Regions from separate parts of the Homo sapiens genome. Here all the other regions are linked to region 4. The links are chromatin loops, found by intact Hi-C in ENCODE. Cell type or tissue: dorsolateral prefrontal cortex. All regions are shown on one strand. Region 1 has its middle 16 kb from the start of LINC01143. Region 2 overlaps ADD2 (adducin 2). Region 3 has its middle 26 kb from the start of LINC01143. Region 4 holds the start of ATP6V1B1-AS1 (ATP6V1B1 antisense RNA 1). Region 5 holds the start of FIGLA (folliculogenesis specific bHLH transcription factor).

Region 1 (5,000 bases), 77 kb before region 4:
CAACCTCCAAAACTGTGAGCAATGAATTTCTACTGTTTATAAATTACCCAGTTCATGGGTTTGTGTTTTTGTTTGTTTTGTTTTGTTTTTTGAAATGGAGTCTCTGTCTGTCTCCCAGGCTGGAGTGCAATGACATGATCTCGGCTCACTACAACCTCTGCCTCCCAGGTTCAAACAATCCCCCTGCCTCAGCCTCCCTAGTAGCTGGGATTACAGACACGTGCCACCACGCCCAGCTAATTTTTTTTTTTTTTTTTTTGTATTTTTAGTAGAGATGGGGTTTGCCATCTCTGTTGGCCAGGCTGGTCTCAAACTCCTGACCTCAAGTGATCTGCCCACCTCGGCCTCCCAAAGTGCTGGGATTACAGGCGTGAGCCACCACGCTTGGCCCCATAGTTCATGGTATTTTTGTTACAACAGTCTGAATGGACTTAAGGCAGTACCCCATGGGTACCTGCCCAAACCTTCTGGGCCATTTTCACAGGCTGAGGGAGCACCCAATGGGTATCCTAAAGCAAAAAGGTTAGGGCAGGGCAAGCCACAATTAAAATAATAGCCTGCCCAAAGTTAAACTGCCACCTCCACTTCTTTGCAGCTTTTAAATGACAGGGTTGCTCCAGGGAGTAGTTCCAGCTACATTTCAGAAATCACAGGATTTTGCTCTTGGCTTCAGCGGGAATGATGCTGGTATTTCTCCAGTAAGCTCCAGGAAGATCTCCACGTACATGGAACCCTCTCTTAAGCAATTTAAGTGAACTGCTGTGTGCGTAAAGAGGGTGGCCTATGTGGCTGTGTGTGCATTTGTTTGTGCATACACAGGACGCCCCTGGAAGGTTACACAAGAAACTAACACTATTGAGTGCCTTTGAGGAGGGTACCTGGGTGACTGGGGACTGGAGTAGGGAATGAAGCTGTTCCATTGTTTTATAGCTCTTGATTTTTTAAAATTTAATTAATTAATTAATTAATTTATTTTTGAGACAGGGTTTCACTTTGGCATACAGGTTGGAGTGCAGTGGTATGAACATGGCTCACTGCAGCCACCTCAACCTCCCAGGCTCAAGCGATCCTCCCACTTCAACCTCCCAAGCAGCTGGGACTACAGGCATGCACCACCATACCCAGATATCTTTGTATTTTTTGTAGAGACAAGGTTTTGCCATGTTGCCCAGGCTGGTCTCTAACTCCAGAGCTCCGCCAATGCACCAGCCTCGGCCTCCCAAAGTGCTGGGATTACAGGTGTGAGCCACCATTCCTGGCCCTTGGAGTCCTTTTGATAAGAACACTAATCCCATTCATGACAGCTGTATGCTTATGACCTAATCACCTCCCAAAGTTCCCAACTCCTAATACCATCACATTGGTGATTAGGATTCAACACATTACTGTGGGGGGACATAAACATTCAGATCATAGCAGGATGAGAGCAGCTCCCTCTCACCTCCCACTCTGGGACTGTGCTTCTGGAGAAGAGTTGGCTGGGGATGCCCTTCACATGGGACAGAGAGTGGATTGGGAAGGAACTGTCATCCTCCTGAGCATTAGGGACCTCCTTCCCCAACATATTTGATATTCCTGTTGTCATGTTTTATCTGTTCAGGTAAAGCTAATGATTGTCCTCTTACAATGGCAAACAACAAAGAAGAAATATCACCCCATATCTCCAAGGGCCTAATCTCTGGCAGCCTGCCAAGATGTAGGATTGGAAGCTGAGGAAAAGGGGGCGTGCATCCTGGAACAGAGCAGATGCAGATACACAGAGTTGAGCTGTTCTCCGACTCTTCTGTTCCCAGGGCCTCCTCCTAGAGAAAGCCCAACTCCTGTGGATTATACCAAGCCTTGCTCAAGTGCAAGCTCTCCCTGGCTCCTGATCCTCCTGGTGCCAGGCTCGCCCTTTACAGCCACAGTTATTTTCGAATGCATCACCCGTATAATCTTCCTATGTCTATCTCCCCTACAGACACTCAAAATGGCCTCTAGTCACTAAGAGGAAGAGGACAGTGACTGACGTCTGGCCACAGGGGTACCCTGGGGTGGGAGCTGCCGTTGTTCACTACAGCAAGGTGGATGTTTTCATTATCATTGTACCCCCAGTACTCAGGGAGTATTCCGGGAGCATAAAGGACTCCTCTTGGGTTTCCCATCCTAATGGGGCTGTCCGTCCTGCCCCTTCCCTTATGGACCAGGATTAGGGAGCGTGGACTGCTGCACTGGGCACGAACAGGTGTAACCAGAGAAATTAGACACGCGGCCAGCTTCCCGGGCCTGGCCTCGTTGGAGACATCCCCCACTCTCCCTCCTTTTCCCACCCCCATCCACCCATTTCTGGACCCTAGGGAGCCATAGCCCACCACCCGGGGTGCCTGCGCAAGGAAGTCGGCGAAGAGCGAAACCCCTCGGTGCTGTAAGTTTGCGACCAGCAGAGGGCAGCACAAGGCCGCTTCCCTGGAGGTGGCCGGCAGGACAGCTGCAGCACTACTGGAGGCGGGCGGGCACCGACTGGCGGCGGCCAGGGTAGGAGAGCCCTGTCAGTGTGAAATTAGCCTGAAGACTGGGGCGTGGTATTAGTGCGTACGCCAGGGGCACGTCCCGGTCCCTGACACCCAGGACACTGTCGTTACCGCCGCCTTCCTCCATCAGTGTGGTACCAAGGGCCGTGTGGTGCAGTGATGGGGGCACAGGCTCTGCCATGAGGCTGAAAGGATGTTTCCACTCCACCGTTTACTGTGTGGCGTTGGGAAAGTTACCTGACCTGTCTGAGCCTCAGCTTCCCCATCTATTACATGGGGTAATACGGCCCACCTCACTGGGTCGTTAGGGAGCTCATAGGCACACCGGTAAGTGCTTAATATTCACCTTCATCAGCACTTTTCTTATTGCGTCATAATTGCCCAACTGTGTATCTCTCCTTGTACAGGTTTCCTTAGCACTTGTGGGAGATTATGTTTGGGATCTATATCCAGGAGTGGAATTTCTGGGTCACATGGCATGAAAAAGTTCCCAGATGCCTGAGCTGCCTGGTCCTCAGGAAAAGGAGGGTGGGGCAGGGGGGTGTCTCCAATCTCAAAATACCTGTCAGGCATTTTGGGATTACAGTGCCCAGCCCCGTCCCTCATCAAAGTAACTGCTCCGTGAGCTGTTGTGAAGCCAAGCTGAGTGGGAATGAGGTTGCCACAGCTCTACACTGGGCGCTACACAGCCCCTGGCTGACCTCAGACCCTGTCCAGATCTCCTCAAACTCCAGCCCCTTGGAGCCCCCTGGTGTTGGGAACAAGACCCCCCAAATCTGGCCATAAACTGGCCCCAAAACTGGCCATAAACAAAATCTCTGCAGCACTGTGACATGTTCATCATGGCCATAATGCCCACACTGGAAGGTTGTGGGTTTACTGGAATGAGGGCAAGGAACACCTGACCCACCCAAGGCAGAAAACCGCTTAAAGGCATTCTTAAGCCACAAACAATAGCATGAGCAATAACTGCTGCAGTTAACTAGCCCAACCTATCCTTTAATTCGGCCCATCCCTTTGTTTCCCATAAGGGATACTTTTAGTTAATTTAATATCCTATAGAAACAATGCTAATGACTGGCTTGCTGTTAATAAATATGTGGGTAAATCTCTGTTTGGGGCTCTCAGCTCTGAAGGCTGTGAGACCCCTGATTTCCCACTTCACACCTCTATATTTCTGTGTGTGTGTGTGTCTTTAATTCCTCTAGAGCCACTGGGTTAGGGTCTCCCCAGACGAGCTGGTCTCGGCACCTGGGTAGCCCAAACTTCTCTTGCTGTGTGAAAGGAAGGGCTGTTCCCTCCCCAAGCCCACAGTGGTCCTCACCCACCTTGGGGGTTTGGGCCACCTGAGAGTGCCTGCCCAGGGCCTGGGTCTCCATGAACTTCTGTGTCTCTGTCTCTGTAGGTGCTTGTTTCTGTGACTGAGGTTGGGGATTCCTAAAAAAGAAATAAGACCCCCCCATCTCTTTCTGGCTTCTTTTTTATTTCTTAGAGACAAGGTCTCTCTCTCTGCCACCTAGGGTGGAGTGCAGTGGCACAATCATAGCTCACTGGAGCCTCAAACTCCTAGGCTCAAGTGATCCTCCCACCTAAGCCTCTCAAGTAGCTGGGACTACAGATGCACATCACCACACCTGCTAATTTTTTTAAGTTTTTTGTGCAGATGGGGTTTCACTGTGTTGCCCAGGCTGTTCTCAAACTCCTGGCCTCAAGCCATCCTCCTGCCTTGGTCGGTCAAAGCACTGGGATTATAGGCATGAGCCACCTCATATGGCCTTCTGTCTCCTTCTTTAACAGCCAGCAGTTGGTGCATATAATTAGTCCTCAATTCTTCCTCAAAGAAAACAAGTTTGAAGCTCAGCCCAGTTGCCCCAGCCTGCACCCAAAGAAAATGTTACTTTTCTTCTCACTGCACAGCCCCACATAGGCTCGGCCAAAGGGGAACAGGATGGAGTCTCCCCAGGGAGTGTGGGCTGCCTCCCTGAGGGAGTGCTGGAAAGAGAGACATGTCCTCTTCGGTAGGAGATAGCTGGTGAGAGAGCGATCCTGGGAACCGTCCCCTGGATAGTTCTGTGCAGCTGACCTGAGGCCAGGGAGCCCTAGCACTGTCTTCTCCCTCATGGCCCAGAGACAGGGAAAAAAATCTGTAAGAATTAGCTCAGGGTAATTTTTTCAGTCCCCATTTACCTTCTGAGCCAGGTAACCTTATGCAATGCACAACGTGCCCAACTGTATATGGCAGAAACTTACATCCTCGCGCTTCCATAGGAAGTAAGATCTCAGACTGTAAAGAAGACTGCGACCAGGCAGGTGTCCACTTGTCCACCCTTGCTCTCTGGGGCCATCAGGGGAAGGTGGTGGTCAATGTTCCTGTGAAAAAATACTGCTTACTCCTGTCAGTGGACCCACAATTCCCTTGTTGCTCCTTCCAGAGCAGCTGCTTCTGGGCCTGATGGTGTCTACAGAGCAGTTTCAGGAAACCTGTGTCCT
Region 2 (5,000 bases), 290 kb before region 4:
GAATCATGAAGTTTTTCAGTCAGCCTGGAAGGGACAGACACTATTCCTGACCCCACGTTGGTACTGGGCAGTGTTACTTCTAAGGCTTTGGGTAGGCTGTTTTGTTTTGTTTTGGTTTTAAGTCTTGGGTAGTTTCCTCACATACATATACTGATTGGTATGCATCTGAATACTCAGAGGGGCACATCTGCATCTATGTACAGTCTCTCCCTTCTGCTACCCTATCCTGCAAACTCTAGCTAGCTTCTTCTCCCAGGACTCTCAGCTCCATCTGCTTAACTGAGTTTGCCCGGATTCACCTTTCCTGTGCCATGGCCTAGAAATTCTATTAAGGCAGTAAGCTGGGACAATCATAGATAGGGGTCACTTCCTGGATTTCTCAACTCTCCGGCATCATTGTTCTTTACTGCTGGATGTGAAGTGGTTTGAAGACCATTGTTTCATATATTTTATTCATTTTTTGGTTATTGTAGGCAGGATGGTAAATTTAGTCTATTACTCCATCTTAGCTGAATTCCTATTCTTATTTTTCTCTTTAGTGATTTGGAAGATATAGAGCCTTTTAATAAGGATTATCTTTTAAATTCTTATAAACCATCTCTAAGTTCACAATTGGCTGTGGACTGAATGTTTACGCCTTCCCAAATTCATATGTTGAAATCCTAATCCCCAATGTGATTGTATTAGGAGGTGGGACCTCCTAATTTTGGAGGAAGTTAAATTATGAGCGTGGAGCCCTCATGAATCGGATTAGTGTCTTACAAAAGATGGTGAGAACTCTCTCACTATCTTTCCACTATGTGGAGATACAAGGAGAAACCGGTAATCTACAGCCTGGAAAATGGCCCTCACCAGAACCCAACCACGCTGACATCCTGATCTTGGACTTTGAGTCTCCAGAACTGTAAAAAATAAATGTTTGGTGTCTGACCCACCCCATCCCTGGCCATTTGTTATAGCAGCCTGAACTAATACAACAATTTTATATGTAATTGAGCCAATATTCTTCCAACAATTTAAAAAATAATCTATTAAATCTCTTTTGCCAATAATGAGAAACTTAGCATGTTTAACTCCCTGCTGCTCCAAATTATTATTTATTATATATATATATCCTAATAACTACTTTTAAACATTTGCATTGAGTTGGTTAAATTAATGAAAAATTAGACTTAGCAATACATTTATGTGGTTTCATTGCTTGCTACCTTATTCTAGTCAAATGCCTTTCTCCTTCTTGAGTTATTCACTTATATACATTTTCCAATCCACTGGACACGATTGTCTAATTTTTTTCAAGGGATGGGCTCGGGATCCTTCCATGTTTAGACACGTCTTTATGTTCTCATCTATGATAAATAACATTCAACCTGCTATTGATGGCTTATGCCTTGTGTTTACATATGGCAGTGTTTTTCATCACTAAAAAAAAATGTTTCTTGACTTAAAGTGCTCCCTTTTCATAACTGGCTGATCTTTTCGGTAAATGGTATATTAATAGAGATTTCCTGAACCATTCTCCTGCTTCTTGCAGTAACTCAGTGGCATTGAGGACAATGTGTTCTAGTTTCCCAGCTTGGTCTTCTTTTAAGCTACTAAATTGTGACGTGATTTTTCTCCATGCTTACTCTTAACACAGTGAGATCTCTATCCAGATTAGAGTTCGCTCCTGTCAGAGATGTGCATCCCCCTTGTGCAAAGGCACAAATGAAGAGAAAAGGAACATTTTCTATTTCTTATGGTTACATTTTGCCAGATTTGAGATCTAGTTATCTGGGTGGCAGTGGTGGAATCCACAATAACTTGGCTGAAAGTTTCTTTTTTTCATATTTATCCAGGTAGCCAGGATTAGGGGGGCCACGGTGCCCTTCCTTGATCCTATCTGGATTCTGGTGCTTCACATCCCTGACTCTTCCTCACTTCCTCGTTACTTAGATCTTGCAAATAGGGTCCTGGCAGTGTGAACCCCAGCACTTTCCTCATTGTTCTTGAAACCAGGAGGGGCCTCCACCACATTTTCCTGACGATCTCTCTGCCACCCTCACTGCTCCCTCTGAGTAGGAGCTATCTCAGCTGTAGGTCCTTCCCACTTCTTCTCCAGCCTGACTTTCCTTTCACATGTAGTGAATTGTGGGTTTCACTTCCTGCAGTTTCAGTTACCTATGGCCAACCAGGGTCCAAGAAAATTAAATGGAAAATTCCAGAAATAAACAATTCATAAGCTTTTGTTGTTGTTGTTTTTGAAATGGAGTCTTATTCTGTCACCCAGGCTGGAGTGCAGTGGTGCAATCTCAGCTCACTGCAACCTCTGCCTTCCAGGTTCAAGCAATTCTTCTGCCTCAGCCTCCCAAGTAACCTCCTGAGACTACAGGCGCCCGCCACCACACCTGTCTAATTTTTGTACTTTTAGTAGCGATGGGGTTTCACCATTTCGGTCAGGCTGGTCTCGAACTCCTGACCTCAGGTGATCCACTCGCCTCGGCCTCCCAAAGTGCTGGGATTACAGGGGTGAGCCACCGTGCCTTAAATTGCGTGTTTGTTCTGAGTAGTGTGCTGCAATATCTCATCATCCCATTTGTTCAGTGCTATCTACCTGGGAGCACAAATAACCCTTTGTCAGTGTATTCACGCTGTCTACACTACCTGCCCACTAGTCACTCAGTAGCCGTCTTGATTATCAGATTGGCTGTAACAGTATCACCATGCGTGTGTTCAAGTAATGCTTATTGTACTTTTATTACAGCACATTGTTATAATAGTTCTAATTTATTATTGTGAATCTCTTACTGCTCCTAATTTATAAACTTTCTCAGAGGTATATATGTATAGGAAAAATCATAGTGTGTCTAGGGGTCAGTGCTATTTAAGGTTTCAGGCACCCATGGGGGGGTCTTGGAAAGTATCCCCAGCAGATAAGGGGGTACTGCTGTATATGCGCTGGAGAAATTTCTTAATATCTCTGGCAGATAGAGGGCACTCTGCTCCTACATTAGTTTCCCTTTAGTCATAGTGCAAACTTAGGAAGAGTTCAACTTGTGGGTTTGCGTGACAATCTTTTTTTTTTTTTTTTTGAGACAGAGTTTCGCTCTTGTTGCCCAGGCTGGAGTGCAATGGCACGATCTTGGCTCACCGCAACCTCCGCCTCTTGGGTTCAAGCAATTCTCCTGCCTCAGCCTCCCAAGTAGCTGGGATTACAGGCACCCGCCACCACGCCCGGCAAATTTTGTGTTATAAGTAGAGACGGGGTTTCTCCATGTTGGTCAGGCTGGTCTCAGCATGATAATCTTAAACTGTAGCAAGCTTTATAAAGTGGTGTCAGCAGATTGACTATTGTCCTTGACCTGATCGATGTACACAGCTGTGAGAGCACACAGAAGTCATATTCCTTACAGGTGGATTCCTGGGTGACTGCAGCAAGGGAGAAACTGATGGCTTTGGGGCACCCGAGGGGCTGGGTTCCTTGTTTCCAAGTTTACAGGAGCTGTGGAAACTTCAGGATACCTGGATGCAAGAGGAGGAAGAGGGGCTCTACCCTTGGATACAGGCAGTCTGTGGAAAGCAGACGTGCCCATAACAGTGGGCCTGAGAGTAATGACGGGGACTGCTCTTGTGCTCAGGGCACCCGGCAGTGAGCAGCAGTGGAAAGAGCCAGGGCTTGGTTACCTACAAGACCTTAGCTGAACTTGGGCTTTACCACATATTAACCTGTGGCCCAAGAAAAGTCTCCTTACTTCATCTGTAAAGTAAGTAGTAATAACAGAATCACCCTCTGGGTTTTATGGGGGCTCAGTGGGTGCGATGCATGAGATACTTAAACAACACCTGCCACATATGTGTGGATACTCAAGGAATACTGAGCTTCCACAGTAGTTTTTGAATAAAGAGGAGCCAAAGGCTCTCTTTCCTCTTTTCTCTCTTCCTTTTTCCCCACCTAGTCTCTCCATTCTCCTTTCACCCCTTGGGGTGACTTCTTAGCCCTCTCCAAGATTCTCACTCTGGCCTGACACCCTCTTCCATTCCAGCCTATAGATCTGCCGCTGCTGCTGCCCTGCAGGGCCGTCCACATGTGTGTTTGTGCAATGCTCCTCCCCTATCCCAACCCACCTAAACTGAGCTTCCTCCACAGAGCTGTTTCAAATCCACATGGCCATTTCCTTTTCAGGAGAGTCTAGTATTTTATAACCGCCCTTCCCAAATCAGAACACAAGTAGACACATGTTCAGCTTTCCGTGTGTGAGAAATGGCCTCAAGGGTACAATTTTCTTGCGTGGTCCATGTTTCCACAGGGCCCCCTTTCTGACTTCTCCCCTGGGAGCCAGGAGAGCTGAGGAGCCGACAGAGATGGGGCACACACACTGGGAAGCCAAGCACGTTAGATTTACTAGGGTCATGTCTGCAGGTGAGGTAACAGCACACACATACAGAAATTCACGGGCAGAGATGCCACCGCAGCATCACCGTCAGACACCAAAGCAGCAGGAGGGCTCAGGAAGTGGCTTTGGAAAGTTCTCGTGAAAATCAAAGGGCAGCTTTGGTGCTCAGAGATTCAAACAGAAAACTATACAAAACCAACCCATAAATATATATATATATATAATATGTGTATATATATAAAATTGCAAAATAAAAGCCCAAGAAACTAACCACCGATCTGCACGTCAGTGGCTCAAAAAGTGTTAGCATAGAGAAAGGCAAAACCATCTGTGGGGGTGATGCATACTCAAGGGGGCCGGCATTTCAGTAGCAGAAAGAGTATTTACATGGAACCCCTATTTGAAACCTCACAATACTAGGAAAAGCTAAACACAGACAATGTATGTACAAGGGAAGACAGTAAGTACTCTTGCGTGACGATTGTCAGACACAGACATTTCACTGAAACCATCCATAGCTTTAGAGAACACTGCATTCTATCTAGACTGGGTTCCTGCTTGCCTGCACCCCAGCCAGGCGATCTCAGGCTCTGGACCGTATGTTCTCCCCCACCTGGCCTCTTCCCG
Region 3 (5,000 bases), 86 kb before region 4:
ATAATGACCTTCTTTGTTTTTCTTTACACTTTTTGACTTAAAGCCTATTTTATCTGATATGAGTATAGTTACTCTTGCCCCTTTTTTTGCTTCCATTTGTATAAAATATCTTTTTCTAACTCTTCATTTCCAGTCTGTATGTTCCCTTATAGGTGAAGTGAGTTTCTTGTAGGCAGCACATAGTTGGGTCTTATTTTTTTAAAGCATGCAGCCATTTATGTCTTTTAATTGGGGATTTAGTCCATTTATATTCAATGTTATTTTGATAGGTAAGGACTTACTACTGGCATTTTTGTTACTTGCTTTCTGGTTATTTTGTAAGTCTTCTTTTTCTTTCTTCCTTTCTTGCTCTCTTCCTTCGTGGTTAAGTGATATGTCTGGTAGTATGTTTTTAATTCCTTGCTTTTTATTTTTAGTGTATCTATTACAGGTTTTTGCTTTGTGGTTACTGGGTAATTTATAAAGGAAAGAGGTTTAATTGACTTACAGTTCTACATGGCTGGGGAAGCCTCAGGAAACTTACAATCTTGGTGGAAGGCAAAGGAGAAGCAAGTGCCTTCTTCACAAGGTGGCAGGAAAGAGAGAGAGTGAAGAGTGACAGGTGCACTAAAATCTCAGCCTTCACCACTATACAATTCATCCTTGTAACCAAAAACCAGTTGTACTCCCAAAGCTATTGAAATTTAAAAATACTTTTTAAGAAAAGAGACTGGCATTTCTCCTGCTCCCTCTCTTGCCACATGACATGCCTGCTCCCCCTCCACCTTCCACCATGAGTAAAAGCTTCCTGAGGCTTCATCAGAAGCTGAGCAGATGCTCGTATAACCTGCAGAACTATATGCCTCTTTTCTTTATAAATTACCCAGTCTCAGGTATTCCTTTATAGCAATGAAAAATGGACCACTACAAGAAGGAAGCTGTCCACTCTAGAAAAGACCCATGGCTCATCTCAGCCAGCCCTGCCTATGAGCAAGGCACAGCACATCCTCCCAGGAGCAGAAAAGGCAGATGCCACAGGGGGAGTGTGGCATCTCCACTGGGCGGGATGTTACTGGGGTCTTCCAGCCCCACTGACTTCTCGCCCAGTGCTTCTTCCAGTGGAGCAGCATGGAGCAGGGATAAAGCTCACTGTCCAGGTGGCACCGCTTTGTGGAGCACTATGGCAGGACACAGTCACCTCTGGAGACTGGGACAGAGACAAGGAGAGAAGATACCTGATCTCAGCTCACCTTGATCCTCCATGCCGCTCTCCTCCTTACTTGCAAATCCTCCTCCTAAACCAGTCCCAGAGGCCAAGCCAGGAGATCACACCTATAAGGGTTCTGGCTTTGTGGTCATTGCCAGGTCTTTATGTCCATTACCTTTGAAGAAAATCTAAATCAGTTTCTAAAATTGAAATCAAACCACGTCTCTTCCCTGCTTAAGAGGTTTCCATAGCTTTCCTTCCTCCATGGGGAAAAGTAGACTGAAGAACCCCAAGAAAGCCTGGTAGCTGAGGCCATCAGTGGCTCCTGAACTCAGTCCGGTATTAGTGCAGTCACAGGCGATCAGCATGTTAATCAAACCCATCTATAAATGTTTATGTTCCTGACGCTCCATTTTAAAAGGCAGATAACATAGAATATATTTTAGAAGATGTGGAGCAGATGTTAGTAGCAGATGCTAGAGAAGCAGGAAAGTGCAGGGGTGAAGACCTGGGCTCTGAAACCAGACTGACTGAGTTGGAGTCTTCGTTTCCCAGTACTGCGTGGCGTTGGGCAAGTGTCCAGACCCTTTGCCTCGTTCCCTTATATATAAAATAGGGGATGAGATATCATCTAACTTATGGGATTGTTTTGAGGGTCAACAAGTTAATACCTGTTTTAGAATGCTTGTGAGAATGCCCGGCACTGGATAAGCGAATGTTGGGTATTATTAAATAACATAGCCGGGCATGGTGGCGCATGCCTGTAGTCCCAGCTACTCAGGAGGCTGAAGAGAGAGGATCGCTTGAACCCAGGAGTTCGAGTCCAGTCTGGGCAACCTAGTGAGACCCTACCTCAAACATATTTTTAAATAAATAATAATAAAAAAAATGTTTTCAACAACGGAGGCACACAGACTTGACTTCCCACACTGCATTTTGCTTGCCCCCGGCCCTAAACATACCCCTAAGCTGCGATCCACTGCCTCTTCCCTCACGAGCATAGACCCCTCCCCACCACTCCTTTGGTCATATTTTGGGAAAGAGTCCTTAAATTAAGTTCCCTTTAGCGCTGCTCTTATAGGACATGGACATCCACAAGCTTGATCTTTCTCCCTGCCTAATTCACACCCAGGCTCAGATATGGATCTGTCCTTCCCTTTAAACATCTGGTCATTAAGAAAAGTTCATGTCGAGAACGCCAGAGTCCACAAGAGTGCGGGATTCCTGAGATCCCTGCCGAAGCGGCTCCCTGGCATTACAATTCCGCCGGCGCTCTCTCCCTCAGTGACCTGTAGATGGCGCCATTGCCTCTGCCTGGGCACAGAAGGGCTCCTGCCGCTTGGAGTTCTGTTTTCACTATGCGTGTGAATCTGGTCCTCCTTAGGTATTTGTTGGACTGAATGATAGTTATAATGGAATCCTGGCCTTCCAGGAATCCCCGACCCCCTCAATGAATGTAGTAGTAATATTAGTCATCTCATTCCTACATTTCACTCCCTAGGCCAGGACCCCTGAGATTTCAGTAAAGGTATAAATTTGCTGAATTCTTTGAACCAAGCGCCAGGTGCTGGCTTCATGGAAGGCAGAAAATTGCTTGCCTTGTCCCCAATGAGCACACATGAGTAATCAGTCTTCGTCTTCCGGATGTAGCCAGGGTAGCAATGGCCTCGATCCCACCAGCTGGTGACTATTAAATATGCCAAGCCCTGACAGGTTCAGTCCTGAGAGTCCGGAACCTCTAGGAATGCCGGGGGTTCTTGTTACAAAGAGAGCCGAGAAACAGGAGTCAGGTGGCAGTGACACTCCATGCTTCCCCTACTCCACCAAAGCTGTTCTTGCCACAGTCACGGTGAACTGACCCTCCTGTTTACAAATTCAACTGGCATTTTCCTATCTGTTGATTTTTTTTTACCTCTTGGTGACATTCTTTCCCACTCACACTCCCTCACAAGGCCCCATTTCTTGGATACTTGTGGCCTCACGCACTCCTGGTCTTCTCCTGTTTGGAACCTCCAGGAGTTCCTTCTCTCTCACCTCTCCCCTAGATGCTGGACTTGCTGATAGGTCCGTTCTTATTCCTCTTCCCTGCTCTCCACACAGATTCTCCCTGGACAATCTCCTTCCTCCCCACCTCACTCCCCAATTCTCTTTCAGTCTAAACCAGTCCCCCAGACTTATGAATCCAGCTACCACTGGCCCTCTTTGCTTGCTTGCCACATGAACTCTTCAAAAACAATAAATCCATACCTGAACCCGGCCCCAGCACCTGACCACCACATCCCTATCCCCACCCCAGCCAACAAGTCTGACCCTGGTTCTGTGCTCCAGTCTCCCGAGCCAGACAGTCAAGTATCACCCTTGACTCCTGTGTTAGTTTTCTACGGTTGCTGTAACAAATTATCACAAACCAGGCGGCTTAAAACAACAGAGAGTGACCCTCTCATCGTTCGGAAGGCCAGAAGTCTGAAAAACTGTCAGCTGCATTGTGCTCCCTCCAAAATCTCCAGGGGAGAATCCTTCCTCACCTCTTCCAGCTTCAGGCATTCCCTGGCTCCTCCGTGTCTGATTCCAGCCTCTGCCCCCATCTTCACATGGCCATCTCTTCTGTCTCTATGCATCCTCTTCTAAGAAAGCTCTCCTTGGATTTAGAGCCCATCCTAAGCCAGTATGATCTCATCTTTATCTTTACCTCAATCATATCAGCTAAGATCCTATTTCCAAATAAGGTCTCATTCTGAGGTTCTGGGTGGACATGAATTTGGAGGGGATGCCATTCAACCCACTGTAATTCCTCCACTTCCCCGCCACAATCTAATTTAATGCATGCTACCTGGGTTTTTTGTTTGTTTGTTTGTTTGGGTTTTTTGTCTGTTTGTTTGCTTTTTGTTTTTTCAAGACAGAGTTTTTGCTCTTGTCGCCCAAGCTGAAGTGCAATGGCACGATCTCGGCTCACTGCAACCTCCACCTCCTTGGTTCAAGCAATTCTCTTGCCTCAGCTTCCTGAGTAACTGGGATTACAGGCACCTGCCACCACTCCTGGCTAATTTTTTGTATTTTTAGTAGAAACGGGGTTTCACCATATTGGTCACGCTGGTCTTGAATTCCTGACCTCAGGTGATCCACCCACCTTGGCCTCCCAAAGTGCTGGGATTATAGCCATGAGCCACCGCACCCAGCTGCTACCTGCGTTTTTGTTTTTCTATTCTTTCTTTCTTTTTTTTTTTTTGAGACAGAGTCTCCCTCTGTTGCCCAGGCTGGAGTGCAATGGCGGCATCTCAGCTCACTGCAACCTCCGCCTGCTGGGTCCAAGCGATTCTTGTGCATCAGCCTCCTGCGTAACTGGGATTACAGGCACCCACCACCACACCTGGCTAGTTTTTGTATTTTTAGTAGAGATGCAGTTTCACCATGTTGACCAGGCTGGTCTCAAACTCCTGACCTCAGGTGATCTGCCCATCTTGGCCTCCCAAAGTGCTGGGATTACAGGCATGAGCCACTGCGCCCAGCCACATGCTACCTGTTTAACATCTTTCCATCCACCTACTTCTCTCCATCCACATGGTCAAGCCACCAATTCCTGCTCCCTGGCACCTGGTCAGGTGTCCAGGCCCCAGCCTTGCCTTCCATCCACTCCTCACACAGCAGCCAGAGGAATTGTTTCAAAACAGATCTAACCCTGCTGCTCACCTCACAACCTGCAACACACACACACACACACACACACACACACACACACACACACACTCCCAGCGTCACTGGGAGAAAGCTCCAGCTCCCCAGCCAGCGCTCTGCAACACACCAGTCCCTCTGTAAG
Region 4 (5,000 bases):
CTGACTCATCCCCAGGGTTGAGAGGTCACCTTCTCCTGGATGCCTCTCCCTCTTCTCTACTTTTTGTGGTTTTATTAGTGGCATCCACTGAGGTATTTGGTCAAGATCTGGCCATGTATCTCCTCCCTACCCTTCCCCACACACACCGTGCCCTGCTATTGGCCATGAACTGTGTTTTGTTCATCTTCAGCTCCAGAAGCCCAACACAGCATTTTTACTGAACACATAGGCTATAGTAGGTGCTCAGCATGTTTGCTCAAAGGAAAGGTGAGTACATTAATGAGATAAATGAATGAATAAATGTTAGCATGACTAGCTATGCACCTGTCAAAACCTGAGCCAACAATATTAAATAAATCAGACCCATTCTTTGCTAACAAACAGATTCTGAGTTCATACGGACATTACCACTTGACCCCCCAGTGTAAGGGACGCCCCAGGAGGAAGTGTGGCTGAGTAGTTAAGTGCAGCACACTGGGTTTGGATTTTAATCCCAGATCCATCCCACTCTTTTCTGCTAGCTACATGCCAACCCTAGATCAACAGCATTAGCACTGCCCAGGAACGTGTTAGAAATACAAATTCTTGGGCTCCACCTCAGACTGACAGAATCAGAAGCTCTGGGGGTAGGGCCCAGAAGTCTGTCCTCACAAGCCTTCCAGGTGAACTGATGCTCAAGTTAGAGAACCATCAATCTCGGATTGTAAATCCCAGTTTCCTCATCTATTAAATAATAATAGGATTATTGTGAGGTTCACATCAGACAAATGTAGTATTATTCTCCCTTGAGAATAGCCAGCAATGTTTCTGCCTGGAATGCAGAAATGCTAATAAGCCTGATTCAACAGTTGGTGCCACCTCCTGCCCCCTCTCCACCTCCACCACACTCTCCACCAGACCTGCCATTCTCCATGGGACCCAGTGTGGCATGGAGTCGGAACCTATACAGGTGTCCATTTTCTCCACTGTAAAATGAGGCCGATCTAGGAAACCAGAACTAGGTCCCCAGACCTGTGGTTTTGCGACTATCGGATGCATCTGTAGCTTTGGCAGAGAAAAATAATTGGGTGGTGGAGGCACCTCTCCCCATCCCTCTCCGTTGCCCCTACCCCTTTCCCTCTACCAGGATTTGGCAAATGCTACAATTCTGTTTCTACAGCGCCACCTTCTGCCCACATTGAATCACACAGGCAATTACTCTTCCTGCTTCCGTCCTCAAATGTAAGAACATTTGAGGGAAGAATTTTGTGTAGATCAGAGGTTCTTAGCCCAAGGAATTAGGCCCTTGAAATTGTGTGCAGACCTTTGAAGGTATGCATGAATGTGCCTGTGCATTTTTCTGGTAGGAGTTTCTACAGTTTCGTCTGATTTTTCAGGGTTCGTGACCCAGAAAAGTCTAACTCTCTGATTTGTATAAGTTGAACAAGCATCAGAATATCAGGGGTGCAGGGGGCTTGTTAACAGGCAGATTGCTAGGCCCCACCCCAGAGCTCTGATTCAGCATGCCTGGGGTAGGAGGCCCAAGAATGTACATTTCTATCAAGTTCCTAGGTGATGCTGCTGGTATGGGGACCACACGGAGAACCTCTGTTCTAGAGAATCTTCTGACTCCTGTAGTCTGTGATTCAAATTGGTCCCTGTTTGAGAATTGGAGTAAGCACTCACCTTAACCACCAGACTCCATCCCCAATGTCTGTGGCTGCTTTCAAAAGAGTCTGCATCAGCTCTGAAGACAATTTCCAAAGAGGAGCCTCCGCACTGCCCTGGCCATTGTCAGCAGGAGGGACCTTAGAGGCAGCATTCCTGTGCACAAATCCCGACAGGCTTGCTAAGAACTTCCAGTCCTCCGTGTGTAGACAGCAGCTCCCCTGTGCCTGGCCACTTGCTGGTTGAGAGCTCAGTTGAATCTCCAGCACGGGGTTACATTGCACTGAGTCATGCCCTCTTCCTGCAGCCCTCTTAGTAACCGACATCAACCGAGTTGATGGGATCAGGCCTGCTCAGTATGCGGCTGGGAAATAGGGCCCCTTAAGATACAAGCTCCTGGACTAGCTATCCCCCACGGGAATTCTCCCAGGTACCCACTGCCATAACTGGTCATGAGATCCCACCACCAACAACAATAACGACGAACATCCAGCACACACTTAGAGCCTGGGGCTCTTCCTAAAGGTTCCAGACACTACACCCTCCATGCCTGAGTGTGAAAACCTGATGGCCCTTCCCCAGATCTGACCACAATTTCTGCCATTTAAAGTTCATTTTCTCTGATTTTGTCCTTCAGGGACACAGAACGCACCACTCTCCTCTCCACTCTCCTCTCCTGCCACCCTCCCTCTCTCACCCACATAAACTCACATGAAAATGATCACTTTTTTTTTTTCTTTTTGAGACGGAGTCTTGCTCTGTCGCCAGGCTGAAGTGCAATGGCACGATCTCTGCTCACTGCATCCTTCTTCTCCCGGGTTCAAGCGATTTTCCTGCCTCAGCCTCCCGAGTAGCTAGGACTACAGAAAATGATCACTTTTAAATCACTCCACCGCCTGATTTCTTTGGGGCACACTCTGGCCTGTGTTCTGTACAGCAACTTTTCCCCTGAGGTTGAAACAGCCCTCCGTCACCTCCAGGGAGATGACAAATAATGAGGCAGGGCCCGTTTCGTATCGAAACACAGGTTATCAGAGTGGGAGAGGAAAACGAGCCGGGACGTGTGTTCCACGCGTTTCCCAGGCCCTCGCTGTCCGTGCTCCTGGGCTCCCTCTTGTGGTTGAGAACCCAAGACGCCTGGGTGTTCGGAGCTCCTCCCACCTCGGAGCCCTCCTCCCCGGCCGGCCTAGTGCTGAAGCCCCCACTCCGCAAGGCTGAGGGGTGGTTTGGGGAACCACAGGTCACCTTCCTGGCATCCTCTTCACAGGACAAGGGAGGACTCAAGGTAGCGCTCCCTTCCGTGTGATTGTCAGGGCTGCAAACCTAGTCTCAAGTTCGACCAGCAGGGGTTCCCTGGCGGAGTGGTCCCTACTTGGTCACACCTTGCTGGGGAATTGGACCCTCCGCCCCAACCCGCAAGCCCTTAAGGTCACTAGTTTGTGGCCAGTAGGTGATATAACGATAGTAATGATGATGATAATCACCAGCACTGTGCTGTAACATGTCCTAAAAATGTATTATATTTTAATTGCAAAAATAATACATGCTCCTTGTAACTTAGTGAAAAAGAGGAAAGACACGTAAAGTTAACTATCTGCCCCTAACCGCTTTATTCTCAGCCCCGAAAGACCCTGCTGAATACGCTCAAACACAGGCAAATATGTTAGAGGTTGACCTCGGGGTCAGTCCCTTGAGAGCCAAGGGACTGACAGTGGATCCACTGACAGTGTCAGCGGATACACATTTTACGCATTCTTTTGGATACTGGCATAGCAGGCGATAGTATGGATGTACTGTAACTTACTCAATAGTCCCATTATTGACAGACATTCGTATGTTCTCAGGTTTTGCCATTACAAATAGTACAATATTGTATCCCTTTTAAACGGACGCTTTTGTGGTTATAGGATAGATTCCCAGAAGTGGAATTGCTGGTTCAAGTACTTTTTTATTTCAAATTAGATATTGACAATTTGGGGCAAGATGGCTTGCCCAGAAGGGTTGTGGTAATTCACATTTCCACCAACCAGGTATGAGAGGACCCACTTCCCCACATCCTTGCTGGCCCTGAATATGTTCTCTCTGTAGTTTTACCTATCTAATAAATGAAAACTAGTACTGTCTCGCTTTTATTTACATTTCTCTGATAACTAGGAAAGTTGAGTGTCTGTCCATATGTTTACCATTTTGATTTTGCTTCCTTCTCCGTGAAATCTTCCTACCAAGCAAGTTGTGCATACGGGAGCTCCTTGTTTATTGCTCACAGGCTATCTTTTGCAACAATAAATGAAACAAAGATTTCATCTATTGTGTCTCTGCCATACAGAAGTTTGAAATACTCATATGATCAAATATTTTTTGTTTATACCTTCTGAATTTCTTGTCTTGCTTAAAGACATTGCTCATCTGTCTTTTAATTGGATTATTCAGAAAGATAGGAAAGAAGAAAAGCTCTTCCAGTATTTTTTAAAAATTGTTTTTACTTTATATTTAAATTTTTTTTACATGCCTGGAATGTATTTGGGTTTATGATGTGGTTATCTTCTAACTAGATATCCTCTTATGTTCTATATATTATTTCCCCTCTGAGAATTAATTAATATACAACATTTGTTCTATAATAGTCCTATAAAATCTGGGATCTCCTTCTGGACTTTTTTTCTTTCCTACTGATCCATTTGTCTACCTCATATCAATTTACTGCTTGACTTCAGTAGCTTTATAACAAGTTTTAATATCTGAAAAGGCAAGTCCTCTATCTCTGATCTTTTTCATAACTACTTTGGCTATTCTCAGACATTTATGTGAACTTTAAAATAATTTTATTAAATTTTAAAATAAACAATAATCCATTAGGGTTGGATCAAATTTATATACTTTTCAAAAGGATTAATGTTTTTATGCTAGTAACTAAGAACATTAAGACAATAATGTTCTTCATTGTTTAGGACTTGTTTTATGTTATTCCATAATTTTTTTTTGTACCTTTCTTGTTATATTTATTTCTAGCTATTTTATGAGTTTTGGCCCTATTGCAGATGGGATGGTTTTCTCCGTTGCCTCTTCTAACTGGTTACTACTAAAATAGAAAAAAAAGGAGGGGGGGAATGATTTTTAAATATTTATCTTATAAACAGCCAAATTATCTTATTCATTCTAAAACCTTCTTTCTAAACCAGAACCTCTTGAGTCTTTCTAAATGTATAATATAATCTGCAAATAAAGGGAATTATGTCTCTTTTTCCGTCAGTATACTTTTACTTTACTTTTTATTTTGAAACAATTTCAATTTTATAAAAATTTGCAAAGATAAAAATAGTAGTAGGAACATCCATGTCACCAACGGTTAATAT
Region 5 (5,000 bases), 160 kb before region 4:
TCACTTGGCACAGTGTCTCGTACATAGAAAAGGCCTAATAAATGGTGGCTATCATTATTCTAAAATCTTACACCTTTACCTTTGAGTCTTTGGCTCCTTCCAAAAGATCACTGAGAACCTGTATATATTCAGTCGCACCTTTAAGGATATCAACTTTGCTGGGCTTCCTGCTTTGGGGAAGAAATGGCACAAGTGCCTTCAATCTGGCAAAACCACGGTTGAGATTTTTTATCTAGAAAACAAAAAGGCACAGTAACACACAGAGAAGCCAATTTGTATAGACATCTCCCCAAGCTACAGAAGGGGGTTGTTTCCACTGCCTCCTTGTCTGAGTGGCAAATCTAAACAGGCATATGCCCCAAAGAGTCAGTGCTCCACCAGCAGTGCAGTTCATAGTAAAGGAAGAGGGAATGGCATAAACTTGGTACTATGGGCAGATGGGCTGCAAGGTGTGTTCATGTTCATGCTGAGCTCACTCCTCTTCTTTTGAGAGCATACCCGCTGTATCATAATGCGGAGGCAGTAGAGGAGTGGCTAAAATATGAATTAACTACACCCAGGTTTAAAATCCAGGTCTATCATTTACAAGAGTGTGTGGAATACTTCACATCACTAAGCCTGTTTGTTCATCTGCAAAATGGAAAATATCTTAAAGCTTTTTGGGGGGTGTGATTAAGTGATATAATGTACAAATAAGATACCTCACCCAAACCTGGCACATAGAAAGTCCTCAAGAAGTGGTATTGCTGGTGATGAATCAAATGTACAAATACTTGTCAACTCAAGCACTGAGCCATCAGCTCTTCAAACTCTTTCCCCACTGAGTTAATGATATAGAGGCAAGGGTGAGAATCCAGAGAGTTGGTGAGACTTCAAAGGCTCCTCATATTTTATTTTTCTCTCTTCTCCAGAGTCTAATCCCTGTCTCTGAAGGCCTATAATTCTGATGTTCATCCCCCTGGGAGATACAGGCCTTGGGAGAACTGGCTCCCACTATGCCACAAAGCCAATATATATTGAGTATATCCTACCCTGGAGCAAACCAGACAAGGGACATAGTTGGCCAATTCACAGGAGAATACAACAACCACTCAGTGTATAAAAAGAATTTAATAATCAAAGAACTACAAACTAAAACAGAAATTAGATACCATTTTTTATGTATCAAGGTGGTAACATTTTTGTTTTATCATACCCAGGATAAGGGATAGCTTGAAAAAGAGAACAGTCCTAGACCTGTAAGAAGGGATAAAAATTAGTAAACCTATCTAGAAAGCAATTGGGTAACTTGTATCAAAAGCCATTCCATTGTATATGCCTTAAGTCTCAGTAATTTCACTTGTAGCATTTTATTCTAAGGAAATTATCAGACACGCACATAGAGTTACACCGATAGGTACCGGTAAAAAGCTACAAACAGCAAACATGCCTAACAATAAGAGACTGAATACATTATGGTCCATTTTTGGACAGACTATGCAGTCAAAAACTATTCTTTGAAAGAATACTTAAGAATATAAGAAAATGCTTTTGATAATGTTAAGTGGAAAAAATTACACAAATATGTACTGAATATTTTGTAAAAATTATATATATATATATATGAATACACAAAACTAGAAAAAGACTGGGTGGATATACACAAAAATGTTCACAGTAGTTATATCTGTGTTGTGTCTCTTAACTTCTTCACTCATTTCTGTCTTTTCCAAGTGTGTTAACCTTATCATTATAAAGAATAATAAAGCTTATTCGTGTTTTAGTGGATAAAACCAGGACTGATTCTCTGGAGAAGACAATTCCTTCCTGGTGGGAAGGACCACTTAAACTATTAGATCATAATCTCTTTGTAGGGCCACCGAATCAGATCACAGGGTTCTGTCCATCAAGAGTCTAGTACTGGTAAAAGAGGAGACTTAAAGAAGTCTCCTACTCTCCTGTCGTCCTTTCTGCGCTTGCCCTCTCCCTGCAAAGCTCCTACTTGATTCACTGGGACATTTCTGAAAGGCCTAGGAACAGCCCCGGGCGGTACTTCTCTCCCCAGTCCCAGTCCTGAACGTGCGCTCTGCTCCCTCTTCTACCCCTCACCCTTCTCTCTCCTGGATTCGCCTCTGCTGCAACCAAACCCGTAGACTGCAAACGCTAGGAAGGAGACCATGTCTCCCAAGTTTGGGGCTGAGTTTCGTTAGATAGTAAAATCTACCAGCAGGTGCCGCTCCAACCACGGCCCACAGGACCCTTCCCGTTTGCGAGTTGCTGCGGCTCGACTGGGAAACACTCACTTTATCTTGACAGAGTTGAGTGGGAGTCTTGGGTGCACACTGGGACGTCGTGTTTCGTTACTTTAAAAAAGAAAAGTCACTTCCGTCAGGCCCCCCTTTCTCCTCACCCTCGTGTGTGCTTCGAGGCCGAGATGCAGAGAGCAAGAAAAAGGAGCGAAGGGGATCCCTGCGCGTCCCAAGCACCCACCAGCGCCTACGGTGTGAGATGAAGGCGCACCCCCTGGGCGCGAAGCTTTTAAAGCACCTGCCCAGGGAGACATTTTTGAAGTTGTCAGGGCCCCTCCTCTGTCCCCTCCCAGACCCGGGTCCTGCACAAATCCTGGAGGGTTAGCGGGCGAGGCGGCCACCGCAGCGGCCGCCAACGAGCAGCTGCACGGAGGTGCAGAAGAAGGAGGCCACTGCCATTCTCCTGACAAGCTGGGGGCGTGGGAGGCCTCGGGAGCTCGAAGTCGCCTCGAGCGGGGGTGGGCGGTGAGCGGACCCCCGGGTGTTGACCAGGTGTTTGGTGGTAGAGCAGGGAAGGGGGGAACGGACGTCGACCCTAGGGATCCCTCACCCGCTCACGCTCCTTGGCGTTGGCCACACGCCGCCGCTCCAGCACCAACTGGAGGTTTTCAGTGGACGAGTAGCCGCCCGAGGGCAGCCGCTTGAGCCGGCAGACAGCGGCCAGCTGGGGCAGCGGCCCGAACTGCTCCCGCAACACGTCCTCCAGCACCTCGGCTTGCGGGGTGCCCAGGAGCGCGGGCGGCGCGGCGCGGGGATCTAGGACGCCGGGCGCGGGGTCCATGGCAGGGCCGAGGCCGCTGAGGCCGGGCTTTCACCTGCGCACCCGGGGCCGCACGAGGCCCGGGCGGGGGCGGGGCGGGGGCGGGAGCTGGACCACCTGCAACCATTCCCCGGCTGCGTATTCCAATCCCGGCCTCCTCTCTGGAGGCTGCGTCCAGGCATCGCGTTGAATAAGCCGCACAGGTGTGACTCGGGAGCGCTGGAGCGCAGCCCCGGCTGCACACCTGGAACCGCCGGGAGCGTGGTAGTGGTGTTTTTCTCAATCCACATGCCACGGTTCCAGTCCCCCAAATTCCCATTTAATCAATCTGTCTTGGGGCCTGAGCTTCTGGCTATGTGTATACAGAAAAATGTGATGGATATCCACAAAACTTTTTTAAGAATTCGTTTTGAAATAAAAGTTGCGGGGAAAATGGCAAGAAGAGTTTCTAAGAGCTCCTGTACCCCCTTCGCCACGCTCTCTACTTGCTAAGTTTTCACGTTTGCTCCGTTGCCCTCTTTCTCGCTGTGAATATTCTCATTTTCATTATTCTTTTTCCATTCTATTTGAACTATTTTCTTTTTTCGCGAGTGGGGGGATACATCGCTTTATTCATTTTCCCCCTTTTCCACACAGACCTTTATTGTCAACACAGCCAAACACAGTTGTTACTTCAGAAAATGTGCTGGAAAATAGCGATCCCAAACTTGTTTAATAGTAGAGTACAATTTAGTACTCTAGAAATAATTAACTACATCTTCTGTTTTGAGTAGATTACTCATGAGAGTTTGTTTCTCTGGAGGTTATCAATATAACTGGAACATTCTGATCTTGCACCTGAAAATCAGACATGTTTCTGGAAGCCCTCTGTAAAATCATTCCTTCCAAGCATAGAAATACATTTTTTTTTCTTTGGTCTGAGAAAATATTTTTTCTACGCTTTTGTTTCAGGTTCAGGGGTATATGTGCAGGTTTGTTAAGTGGGTAAATTGTGTGTTGCTGAGGTTTGGTGTACGAATGATCCCGTGGCGTAAGTAGTGAGCCTAGTACCCAATAGGTATCCTTCCAACCCACGCCCCCCTCTTACTTCCCCCTCAAGCAGACCCCAGTGTCTATTGTTTCCATCTTTGTGTCCCTGTGTATTCAATGTTTAGCTCACACTTATAAAGTGAGAACAGGCAATGTTTGGTTTTCTGTTTCTGTGTTAGTTCCCTTACAATAATGACGTCTAGCTGCATCCATTGATCTATTCTTTTTTTAAAGTTTTTAAGTTGCAGACATGCTGTCATATCACCTCTAAATACTCCAGTGGGTATTCCCCCTAAACAAGGCCTCTCTTCCACATAACCGCAACACAACCACTCAAACTAGGAAGTAAGCATTGGTACTGTGCTACCATACAATCCATGGACCCCATCAAAGTACCACCAGCTGTCTCAACAATGTCTTTTTCTCTTCTGGTTGGAATCCAATCCAGGAGTACAAGTTTTATTCTGTTGTCATATTTCTACTCTCCTTCATTCTGGACCATTTCCTCCATCTTGTCCTGTCTTCATGCCCTTGACAGTTTAAAAGAGTAGGGGCCTTTCATTCTGTAGTATGTCCCTCGACCTGGGGTTGTCCACTATTTGCTCATGTCCAGACCCCAGCCATGCCTTCATGGAGGGGCTCCATATAAATGATGCTGGGCTCTTCTCAGTGCATCACATCAGGAAGTACATGAGGTTGATCTGCCCCACCACTGGTGATGTTAACCTTAATCGCCTGGTCAAGGTGGTGGTGTCAGGTTTTTTCACCATAAATTGATAAATATTTTGTGGGCCAGGCACGGTGGCTCATGCCTGTAATCCCAGCACTTTGGGAGGCTGAGGCGGGCGGATCACGAGGTCAGGAGATTGAGACCATCCTGGCTAACATGGTGAAACCCTGTCTCTATTAAAAAATATTAAAAA

Evidence for each region. A loop is a pair of places that touch in the nucleus more often than their neighbours do. Peaks named below come from ENCODE experiments on the same cell type or tissue, not always from the same donor. Only the 100,000 strongest peaks of a DNase experiment are listed, where the experiment ranks them.
Region 1: it touches region 4 in a loop (5-fold over the local background); 98 of 110 quality-filtered maps call a loop at or near these places.
Region 2: it touches region 4 in a loop (3-fold over the local background); 21 of 110 quality-filtered maps call a loop at or near these places.
Region 3: a loop joins it to region 4, with 6 times the contacts of the local background. A loop is called at or near these places in 98 of 110 quality-filtered maps.
Region 5: a loop joins it to region 4, with 4 times the contacts of the local background. A loop is called at or near these places in 61 of 110 quality-filtered maps.

What each region holds. Positions count from the first base shown.
Region 1 is chr2:70,869,253-70,874,252 of GRCh38, forward strand. No RefSeq gene overlaps it. Among named protein-coding and RNA genes, the nearest start is that of LINC01143, 16 kb to the right of the region's middle. In dorsolateral prefrontal cortex, a CTCF peak has its summit at 2,431 (motif pointing right); a DNase peak (open chromatin) is centred at 2,459; H3K4me3 peaks cover 898 bases; H3K27me3 peaks cover 3,622 bases.
Region 2 is chr2:70,652,428-70,657,427 of GRCh38, forward strand. ADD2 (adducin 2) reads right to left here. Exons shown (of 16, transcript NM_001617.4): 16 at 4,357-5,000. Among named protein-coding and RNA genes, the nearest start is that of TGFA, 100 kb to the left of the region's middle. In dorsolateral prefrontal cortex, a CTCF peak has its summit at 2,974; no DNase peak of the experiment used is centred here; H3K27me3 peaks cover 484 bases.
Region 3 is chr2:70,859,542-70,864,541 of GRCh38, forward strand. No RefSeq gene overlaps it. Among named protein-coding and RNA genes, the nearest start is that of LINC01143, 26 kb to the right of the region's middle. In dorsolateral prefrontal cortex, CTCF peaks have their summits at 2,471 (motif pointing right) and 2,674; a DNase peak (open chromatin) is centred at 2,480; H3K4me3 peaks cover 562 bases; H3K27me3 peaks cover 4,007 bases.
Region 4 is chr2:70,945,869-70,950,868 of GRCh38, forward strand. All of the region lies in intron 2 of ATP6V1B1 (ATPase H+ transporting V1 subunit B1), which reads left to right. ATP6V1B1-AS1 (ATP6V1B1 antisense RNA 1) reads right to left here and starts at 2,743. Exons shown (of 2, transcript NR_110274.1): 1 at 2,359-2,743. In dorsolateral prefrontal cortex, CTCF peaks have their summits at 1,151 (motif pointing left), 1,352, 2,782 (motif pointing left) and 2,985; DNase peaks (open chromatin) are centred at 1,153 and 2,763; H3K4me3 peaks cover 809 bases.
Region 5 is chr2:70,787,570-70,792,569 of GRCh38, forward strand. FIGLA (folliculogenesis specific bHLH transcription factor) reads right to left here and starts at 3,074. Exons shown (of 5, transcript NM_001004311.3): 1 at 2,839-3,074; 2 at 80-232. The coding sequence starts at 3,069. In dorsolateral prefrontal cortex, CTCF peaks have their summits at 2,239 (motif pointing right) and 2,440; a DNase peak (open chromatin) is centred at 2,242; H3K4me3 peaks cover 1,106 bases; H3K27me3 peaks cover 3,657 bases.